Regions from separate parts of the Homo sapiens genome. Here region 1 is linked to region 2. Evidence: chromatin loops called from intact Hi-C (ENCODE). Cell type or tissue: A673. All regions are shown on one strand.

Region 1 (5,000 bases), 500 kb before region 2:
TTTCTGTCCTTTGATATTTGTCTGATATTTTAATGCAGGCAGTTGGGGGAGGGAAGAAGAAATGATTTACCCGTTCTTAAGGTTGGTAATTATTGATTAGAGGTAATCTATAAAAGAAAAGAGAATACTAGGGTAATCAAATCCACTCCATATGAAGTTTTTGTTTATACAATAAGCATTTGTTCAGTTTGTGAAGACTAGTCTGTACTTAAAGTGCCATGTAATATATGCAGTGCTACATGTACATCAGTTACATGCTCTTTGTGTTGCTTTGCAGGGACTTGGGGGTGGAGAGGAGAGATTACAAGGAAATGAGATCTTCATCTGAAAGCAGATGTGTAAGCTACTGGCCAGCCAGGGATTATAGAAGGCTTTTCTCCTTGTTGCAGTTCTAAGAAATCTAGGATCAGTGAAAAGTCTGTGCAGAGACGCTCTATTTTACTCACAAGATTTTTGGGCAGACATACTCCACAGCTATGGTTTTATTTTCCTCCAATTTTATCATATTCTTTCTCTCATCTAGCAGCATCTGTGTTTCAAGTTATTTTTCATTCATTTCTTTATATCCTGGGACACTGGAATATAATGTTCAAAGATCAGTTTAATATTTTCTGGGAAATCTAATAGTGCTGAATGACATACCTATTGGTCACTGTAATATATTTAATGACAGAAACAAAGATACTGGATCAACTTCTGCTTTTTATTCTGACCTAGGCAGCTCCTGCACCTCTTTCTGACTCAACACAAAATGGGTGAACCTTAAAAATGACTCATCAGTTTTTTCCTAACCCATGTCTACTGCTTGTGAACTCTAATAAGATCTCTGAAAGGAAAAATCAAATGCTTAAAAAAAAAGATTTCTTGCCTCAATTTAAGCCTTCTTAATTGAATAGGTAGCATTTCCAAACATGCAAGATATCCTCATAAAGCTAAAACTCTGCTTAATCTATAATCTTGAAATTGTTCCAGAAAACACACAGAAATTCCACAGGAAGCAATTAAGCCAAGCAGTTTAATTTAATAACAAAAATAAGGTAGAAATGAGGTTGAGTGACTGTATATTAAACATATACTGTAGCCATGTCTAGCGTGTTGACAGTCATCAGATATTTTCAGCATATCTCCCAGTCCAATAGACTGGATAAAGAAAATGTGGAACTTATACCCCATGGAATACTACACAGCCATAAAAAATGAGATTGTGTCCTTTGCAAGGATATGGATAGACATGGAGTTATCCATAACAAACTAACACAGGAACAGAAAACCAAATATCTCATGTTCTCACTTATAAGTGGGAGCTGAATGATGAGAACACATGGACACATGGACCCAAAGAGGGGAACAACACACATGGGGGCCTACTGGAAGGTGGAGGGTAGGAAGAGAGAGAGGATCAGGGAAAATAACTAATGGGTACTAGGATTAATACCTGGGTGATGAAAAAATCTGTACAACAAACCCCCATAATACAAGTTTACCTATGTAACTAATCTGCTCTTTTACCCTTGAACTTAAAATTTTAAAAAGTTAAAGTCTTATACAAATTATAGAATAAACTTAGGGGCTTAGTGTTGGGGATGCATAGGGTGGATGTAATGTTGAGATGTACTGTGATTTTTCCTCTGTTCTATAGTTGAAATTGAGGAGTCAGAACTGGGGATATTCTATTACATCTGTAAAAACCTAGTTGCTTCTCAGATTAAGATTTTGAAGGATCAAATTACCAGTAAAATAATTTATTTGGGGCATTGGCTTACTGAAATGGCTGATAATGAAATTATCTGTCTGATATCTAATTTTTAGAAGTATGTTTTATGACTAAGACTTGTCCATTATCATTTTAGGCAACAGTTTGGAACTTCTTTTTTAAAAAAATATTAGAGGATGTATGTTTGTAAAACAAAATTTTAAATAGAATTCCAATTATCAACGAGGGACTGATCTGCCTGTGATATGGTTCCTCCTGCTTCCCATTACATCTAATGTAGCACATACAAAGAACCCCAGGCCTCTGTAGATAAGTGTGAAAGTCACTCTCCCAGGTTTTAAATTCCCAAAGGCCACAATAGACCGGTGGTTAAGGAATCCTGCTCTGAAGCCAGATGGATTTGGGTTCTAATCCTAGCCCTGGGAGTTACTGGTCTTGTGAACTTGGGAGAGTCATTTAACTTTACATGCTTCATTTTCCTTAGTTCTAAAATGGGGATGATAATGTCAATGACATGATGTTATAAGGAGTAAATGAGATATTTCAGGGATTCTTAATTTTGGAGGGTCATAGAAGCCTTTGGTATAATTGGAAAATATCATATATAGAGTTATAGAGAAAACCAGTTATATTCAATTATATTGAAATATAGTTATCAAAATATTAAAGATCATGTGAAATAGTAATATATGTGAATCTTTACACATTAACAAGTTTTAATCATGAGTCAAATAACAAAGTTTCAATGTAGTAATGAACATAAACAAGTTTTTAGAGATAGTTGTTGTAAGTATAATGTATGATGAAAATAATTTGTTATTTCTATAGAGGGAAATAATAGAATTCTACTGGAAGAAATGATAAATTTCAGTTAAGGTTTAGTAAAAATAATGATGTAATTTTTCCTATTCAAACATATGGATTCCTAGATTCTACTGAAATCTGAGTTAAAATGTCCTGTATTAGAGGGTTTAGCATAGTATGTTTTGAATAGGGGCTTAAGGTGTTTGGTGTTACAATTATTACCAACACCATCATGACCAATTTCATCATTTCAGAAGGTAGGAATATGTATTTGGAATTATTAGTTAAGTGATAATGTTTTAAGGTTCTTCAATGACACTAGAAAAAAATTAAGAAATTGACAATATGGAGTGAAATATTTTTTCCTAAGTTATACATTCATGTGAGCTATATATAAGTGTTACCTTTCAAAACTTTAGTGAAAATAAATGAGTATAAACTAGTGATGGAACTAGTGAAAGAATGATCTCCTGTGCCTGTAATTTTAGTTCTTCCCATCAGGTGGCAGTAAAGCAATGTGAGTCAGTTTTTTACATACTCTTAACCAAAAAAAACCCCACTAAAATATAACAGTTTGATATTTCATTAAAACTCCATGCAAGGATATTTTCTTAAAGCCAAGTAAAAAGCATTAGAACTATTAACAATTAGATGACTTGTCATCTCCAAAGTTTTTATCTATTTGACAAGTTTTTTTTTCCTTTTCAATTATAATCCTAGTATGTTTTTGTTCTCATCATTCATCTCCACATTTTGTCACATTGAACAGATACATTATCTGACTTTAAAAAACACAGAAGGTTATATGCATGTCTTCAGAAGCCTGTTACAGAGGCAACAATGAATTTTATAACTCAACATCTAGTTTGCATTTTGTCTGTATCATATATTGATTATGCTTTATATAAATAGAAACATGCATAGTAATATATCTGAGTCTTTACACATTAACAAGTTGAAGCCATTAACTCTTGAATAGAATTCCATTGTGTGAATATACCACAATTTATTCATTTTTCTGTATTGGCATTTGATATTTTCCAGTTCGAGACCATTAAGAATAGTGCTGTTATGAATATAACAATTCCAAGGTTTAGCAGAGCACAGTGAATGATTTGTTTGGCATTTACCTAAGAGTAGAATTGTTGGGTCTTATTGTGTACATATAAGCTAAGACACAGAATAAAAGTATCAAAACAAACTCAATATATCAGAGATCTTACACCTTAGCAAGCTTTACTAATTAATTTCAATTTGAAAACAATCATTTCAGAAAAAGCAGAGATAAGATAGGGGCATTGAGGCTGGCTTCCCAGGTTCTGTTTTCTTCTGTGAGACATGTCTTTCTGGCTCAGAATAAAAGATGAGACCTCTATATTAAGTTTGCAGCACCATTTCACACAGCGGGAGCATTTAAATTGGGAAGTCAAAAAATTTTGAAGTCAAAGAATTATGTAACTTAAATGACATTCTCATGAGAGCCATTTCTTGTATATCTTGGGTTTGTTTTTCATAGGTAATCCTGAACCAGGACATCCTGCCAGGGACATTTTGGAGATAAAGTCACTTCTTCCTAGCAAATATTATTAATCTATTTATTTGGAGGTCCAGTTATGAAGATTAGAGTGGATGGACTAAAGAGCCTTTCTGTCACCCAAGGGCTTCCATTTGTGAGGATAATGAATGAATTAAAACCCAGCTACTTGAACTCTTTCTTCCCAGCATGGGTGGCTTTAGTAGATACTGCCAAAAAGTTTTACAAAGTGATTGTAGTATTTTACTCTCCCAGGAGAAGTGTATAAGTGTGTAAGATGTTATTAACACTTATTTTCCATTTTTGTTCTGTTGTTGTTTATTTTCCTCTTTACCATTATGGTAAGCATGTAATAAAACCTTTTTGTAGTTTTAACTTGCATTTATGAGATGAACTATGAAGTTGAACACCTTTTCATATCTTTGTTATCTTTGTTGGCTTTTTGAGCATTGTCTTTTGTAAAGTGTTCAGAAATTTTTCTTTTTTTAAAGAAAATTTATTTTATTTTTATTTTTTATTTTTTTTTATTTTACTTTAAGTATTAAGGTACATGTGCACAACGTGCAGGTTTGTTACATATGTATACATGTGCCATGTTGGTGTGCTGCACCCATTAACTCTTCATTTAATATTAGGTATATCTCCTAATGCTATCCCTCCCCCCTCCCCCTACCCCAAAACAGGCCCTGGTGTGTGATGTTCCCCTTCCTGTGTCCATGTGTTCTCATTGTTGAATTCCCACCTATGAGTGAGAACATGCGGTGTTTGATTTTTGGTCCTTGCGATAGTTTGCTGATAATGATGGTTTCCAGCTTCATCCATGTCCCTACAAAGGACATGAACTCATCATTTTTTATGGCTGCATAGTATTCCATGGTGTATATGTGCCACATTTTCTTAATCCAGTCTATCATTGTTGGACATTTGGGTTGGTTCCAAGTCTTTGCT
Region 2 (5,000 bases):
TAATATAAGTAGGCAAATGAATTCAGAAATTTTAGACATCTACAGTTATATACTTGCTACCTTTAGAAAATAATAACAACAATCATTTATCATTCTGATTATATCGCAAGCATGAGACTACATGTTTTATAAGGGGTACCTCACTTGAGCTTTAAAACAATCCTTGGAGGTGCCATAATGATTCACATTTACAGATGAAGGAGTGGAGACTTAGTAAGGTTAACTGCATTCTCCAGGATTGCATAGCTCCTAAGTAGTGACTATGGAGATTTGAGCCCAGGCAGTCTGATCCTTAGTTCATGTGCTTAACTAATACTATATGCTTCACTCAGGTTTTATATGGTGCTTTCATTAGAAATTGTCAAAATAAGCATTTTGACAATATTTAAATGTGTTCGTATGTTTAATCTGTCCAGAATATTTAAAAATCATTATCAACCATGTTTGCGTTAAGGAGAAATTCAATCTTTTTCATATGAAGAAACAAAAGACATGAAACAACTTACCGGACTCTTGAGGTATTGAAAATTATTTGAGTAGTAGTTGTTTTTATGGAATATAATGTGTAACCGTTTCTAAAGCCATTTACCAATACCTATAGAAGATTTTGTAGGTAGTTTTACTCAAGTGGAGGTTGAATAAAACCCAAGGTTACCTTAAGGACTCCATTTCCTTTGGGTAGCATGTTTTGATTATTGTAATTTAATCATGGAAATAATTCAGAAAGGTTTTTTGTAATTTTCATATTTCCTTTTAAAATTATAATTATCAGTGATTATGCTTGCTCACATTGCAACACTGTGAGCATTATTGCTCCAAAGGACAAGTCTTAAAAGTTTCTGTGTCATTCATATTTACTACTATTGAGAAGATCAACAGTGAAAGGGGGAAAAATGAGTCTAAAAATAGTTGCTCTTCAGAGTTCTGGATTAAGCCTCCTTGTTCTTTTTATAGAGAGATGTGGAGAGGGTCATGGTTTAAAGAGTAGGTGTGTTTCTGAAATAACCTTATTCTTTTCATTTCAAGCCTCCTACTGCCAGCCACAGTTGCCGCTATTGTGTGAATATTAAAAAAAGGTTTATCATAGTTGCTCTGTGCAAATGATACATTTTAAACATCACATATTTATATATTATTTTCAGCATCAACTCCTACAGCCCATCTGCAAGGTATGTTAAAGGCTTTCACAGTTCTAAGTGGCTTCAATTAAAAGATAATTATACATAGAGCTTTTTTCATAAAGCAACAATCTAAATATACATCTTTTAATTTAGTTCATAATCTGTAATTTCCTAAGACCAAAGTCACTCATTGGACAATGGCATTTGATTATTTATAAATCTACCTGAAGTCTCCAGGAAATATAGAGATTATTCTATGTGAAAAAGAAGGTATACCCTTAGTTCTGGTAAATGAATATTTCTTAATTTTCCCTATGTTTGATACGAAGAGTTTGTGTTCATCTCAGAGTTGCCCTAAAGTGGAAACATCAAGTCTGAAAATAAAATCATTGTCTGGAGACGATATGATAGGGCAGATTTGGTCCAGAATTTCACTGCATGAATCATGTAGGTATCACATAGAACTCAGAATGGTGTGTTGAACAGCATTTGGCCAAAAGTGCTTCAGATATCCCAGTTTCTTGTCTGAGGAATATCTGAAGTGAGAGATTGGACAGCATGAATTTGAGAACTGAAAATTATTGTTGGGAATAAACTGAGCCATGGAGAAAATTGAGTCAGGTATAAACTGTGCATATTTTGCTGTAAAACCTGAAATTTCCAAAATAAGAATGAGAGCATAGTAAATTTGCCTATCCAATATAAACAAGGAATAGCTTTAATTTCAGAGTTTTTGGCTAGAATTTGACAAAACTGCAATCCTGAGCAAAGGACATATGTAGGTGAGACGTCTTTTCTAAACATCAAACAAATCTAGATGTTCTCATAAATATTTTGAGCCAGCAGATGGAACTAGAGCATGCTCTGTGAGCTCAAAACAGTATAGTGGCCACAGACTGGTGCCCAAGCTTTTAGAAACCTCCCCAATCAGAAGCAGAGCACTAAGTAACATGATGTTTCTCTGTAGATTTCTCAATTCTATTTCCATTACTTGACTTTTCTGGTTCTAGGGATTGTACACCAGTCAGAATAGGATAGATTATGCTGTACTAACTACTTCAAAATCTCAGTACCTGAAAGCCACAAAGGAATATTTATCACACCGCATATGCAACCCACATCATCAGGGAGGCTCTGTTTATTACAGTCCTTCAAGGGCTTGAGATGATGGAGGATAAAAGACCTTGCAATGGCAATGAATGACACTCTCAGGCCTGACATGGCAATGGTCACCTCCATGCACAACCAATTGACCAGAACTAGTCACATAGGTACCTAACATCAAGGGGGTGAGGAAGTACAATCCTCCCATATGCCCAGAAGAGGAAAATCAGATATCACCTAATATAATATGTTTTGTGATGGTATGATGCTAACTAACAGTCATTTTACTTCTTTGCCTCTCTCTAATGCCAATGGATTGATTCATCAAAATATCAACGCTGGATAAAATCTACCACAGTGTTTCTCAAACTTTAATGTGCAGTGAATCACAAAGAGCACTTTTCAAAGTTGCTGATTCTGATAACGTAAGTCTGGGGCAGTCTAAGATGCTACATTTCTAACAAGCTCTCAGGTGCTGCGGACACTTCTGGTCCTCAGAAAACATTCTGAATAGCAAGGCTTTAACAAATACCTTCCCTGCACCTGCATACAAGTAGCTCAACTTTGTTGGAGAAAAATCATAACTAAACTGACAGCTATACTCTAAATTCTGTATTTCAGACTTCAGGTTGTACAATGCAGCCTGCTAATCCTATTATATTTCTCTAATAGGCTTATTTTCAACCTTCTGGAAATTACTGTTTTATACCTTTTCATCTCTCTTGGAAAGACACACATTTCCTCCTAAATCCTCACTCTTAGCTAATGATCCTGCCTCATACTAAATGGAGAAAAAAAAAATCCATCAGATGAAAACCCCATAATCTCTCCCACACAAAACCCACTAAGCTCTTTTCACTGTATTCATCTTTCCCATCTGCTTTCCTCTGGTTATAAAGGAGAAAGTATCTTTTTTCCTACCAAAGTGAATTTTTTGACTTTTGCTATGGCTAACATTTCTTTTTGCCTTCTTGGGTTTTCTTTAATTTTTCATGTTTCTCTTCTAAATTTTTACTGGATCATTTATTTTAACATATAAAAATGTTATAATATTTCTCATTTAAAACAAAACAAAATAATACAAAACCCTTTTTTGGCCTTACACATCCTCCTAACTACTACCCTATTCTTCTGCTCTCATTCATTATCAAAATTTAGAAAGGGATAAATACACAACCATTTTTTACTTCCTAATCTCCTGTTCTTTGTGTTGATGACTTCCAAAATTATTTCCTGTCCAGAAATTAGAATCTGAGTTTCCGACTCCCATATCCAATTACATTCTCCAGATTTAATAGAAACAACCTTTGACAACCCAAAACCTCATCTGTCCCAAATTATTCCTCATGGCCCTGCCTTCCCTGCCTCAGAAAAATGACATTATAACCAGCCAAATGTGATTACTAACCTTAATAAAAGACACCATCATCTCTCGTCTGGATTACTGCAGCAGGTTTCAAAGTTTCCAGTCCTGCCACCCTATGGTCTATCCTCCATAGAAACCTCATATGACCCTCTTTAATTAGATCTAATCAAACCATCCCTCTTCTCAATGCATTCCCATTGCACTTAGTATTAAATCCAAACTCCTAGCAAAGGCCTTAAGGCACAGCTCTCTCCAGCCTCATGTCATGACACTCTCTTCTTGCTTACTACCTCTGGCCAGTAGATCTTTTTGCTTTCTTAAAGACCTCAAGGTATTTCCATATGTTATTTTCGCTACATGGAATGTGCTGTCATTTCCTGACATAGTCATTCTCTCTACCGTTTACATGTTTATCTCATGCATTCATCTCATCTTTCAGGTCACAGTATTAAATGTTATTTCTAAGAAGAAATAGAGAGACCTCACTGTTTTTTATTTTATTTTATTTTAATCTGAAGTCGTTTCCAAACATTATTCTGTATGTTGGCACCCTGCTAATTTCCTTTAACATATAAGAATTTGTAATTATTTTTAATCGCATCTCCTGTCTATTTATATTTACATTGAATTTATTGTGTGTTACATTCAAGTTGCTTCTCCAGGTCCTTGAGCTCTACTTGGCACATAGTTAAAGGTCAATGATTATTTGTATAATGAATTAATGGGTAGATGAATGGATACATAAATGATTGAATAACACAGTATAGTTTCTTTTGTAATTTTTTTCCCTTTGGTATTAGTCTAAATATACTTTTCTATACAATTATATTCAATTACAATTATACTATACAATTATATATATACTATATATATGTTATATACTATACAATTATATTCTATCCTATAAATAAGTTTCACTTCAAAAACTTTCAGACAAGATCAGGCCCATTCAGAGTGGTATGGCCGTGAAGACACTTCAAAAAGTTTCAATGCCTAAAACTGACTCTAACATTTATCCTCCAAGCCACACTAAAGGCATACTTTGGGAGAAGCTTAAAAATCTCCTCAGCTTTTAGTGATATAATCAGTAGTAAGTTATAAGGTTAAAAATAGAAAAAAAGTATATTTATTAGAGATATTTCATATACATATTAGGCTTCCTTAAAATTTCCAAGGGAACACAATCATATGTGACTAAAGATTATTTTTCTTTTTTATAATACAATTTAAATTTACTGGTTTGGGATAATGTCTCACTTATATAAGACCAATGATTTTGTCATTGCAACTAGAAAAACTCACATAAATTACAAAAATGACACTTTCAAGGACATCAGAGAGCTATGTAAGTAGTGAGAATGAGATGAACTAAATTTCCAGAAAGTAGAGATCTTTTCTGAGGTAAGCCA

Evidence for each region. Peaks named below come from ENCODE experiments on the same cell type or tissue, not always from the same donor. Only the 100,000 strongest peaks of a DNase experiment are listed, where the experiment ranks them.
Region 1: a loop joins it to region 2, with 2.5 times the contacts of the local background. A loop is called at or near these places in 2 of 110 quality-filtered maps.

Annotation. Positions count from the first base shown.
Region 1 is chr6:69,485,920-69,490,919 of GRCh38, reverse strand. No RefSeq gene overlaps it. Among named protein-coding and RNA genes, the nearest start is that of LMBRD1, 310 kb to the left of the region's middle. In A673, a CTCF peak has its summit at 3,023 (motif pointing right); no DNase peak of the experiment used is centred here.
Region 2 is chr6:68,982,927-68,987,926 of GRCh38, reverse strand. The region is part of intron 10 of ADGRB3 (adhesion G protein-coupled receptor B3); the gene reads right to left. Among named protein-coding and RNA genes, the nearest start is that of ADGRB3, 350 kb to the right of the region's middle. In A673, a CTCF peak has its summit at 2,248; no DNase peak of the experiment used is centred here.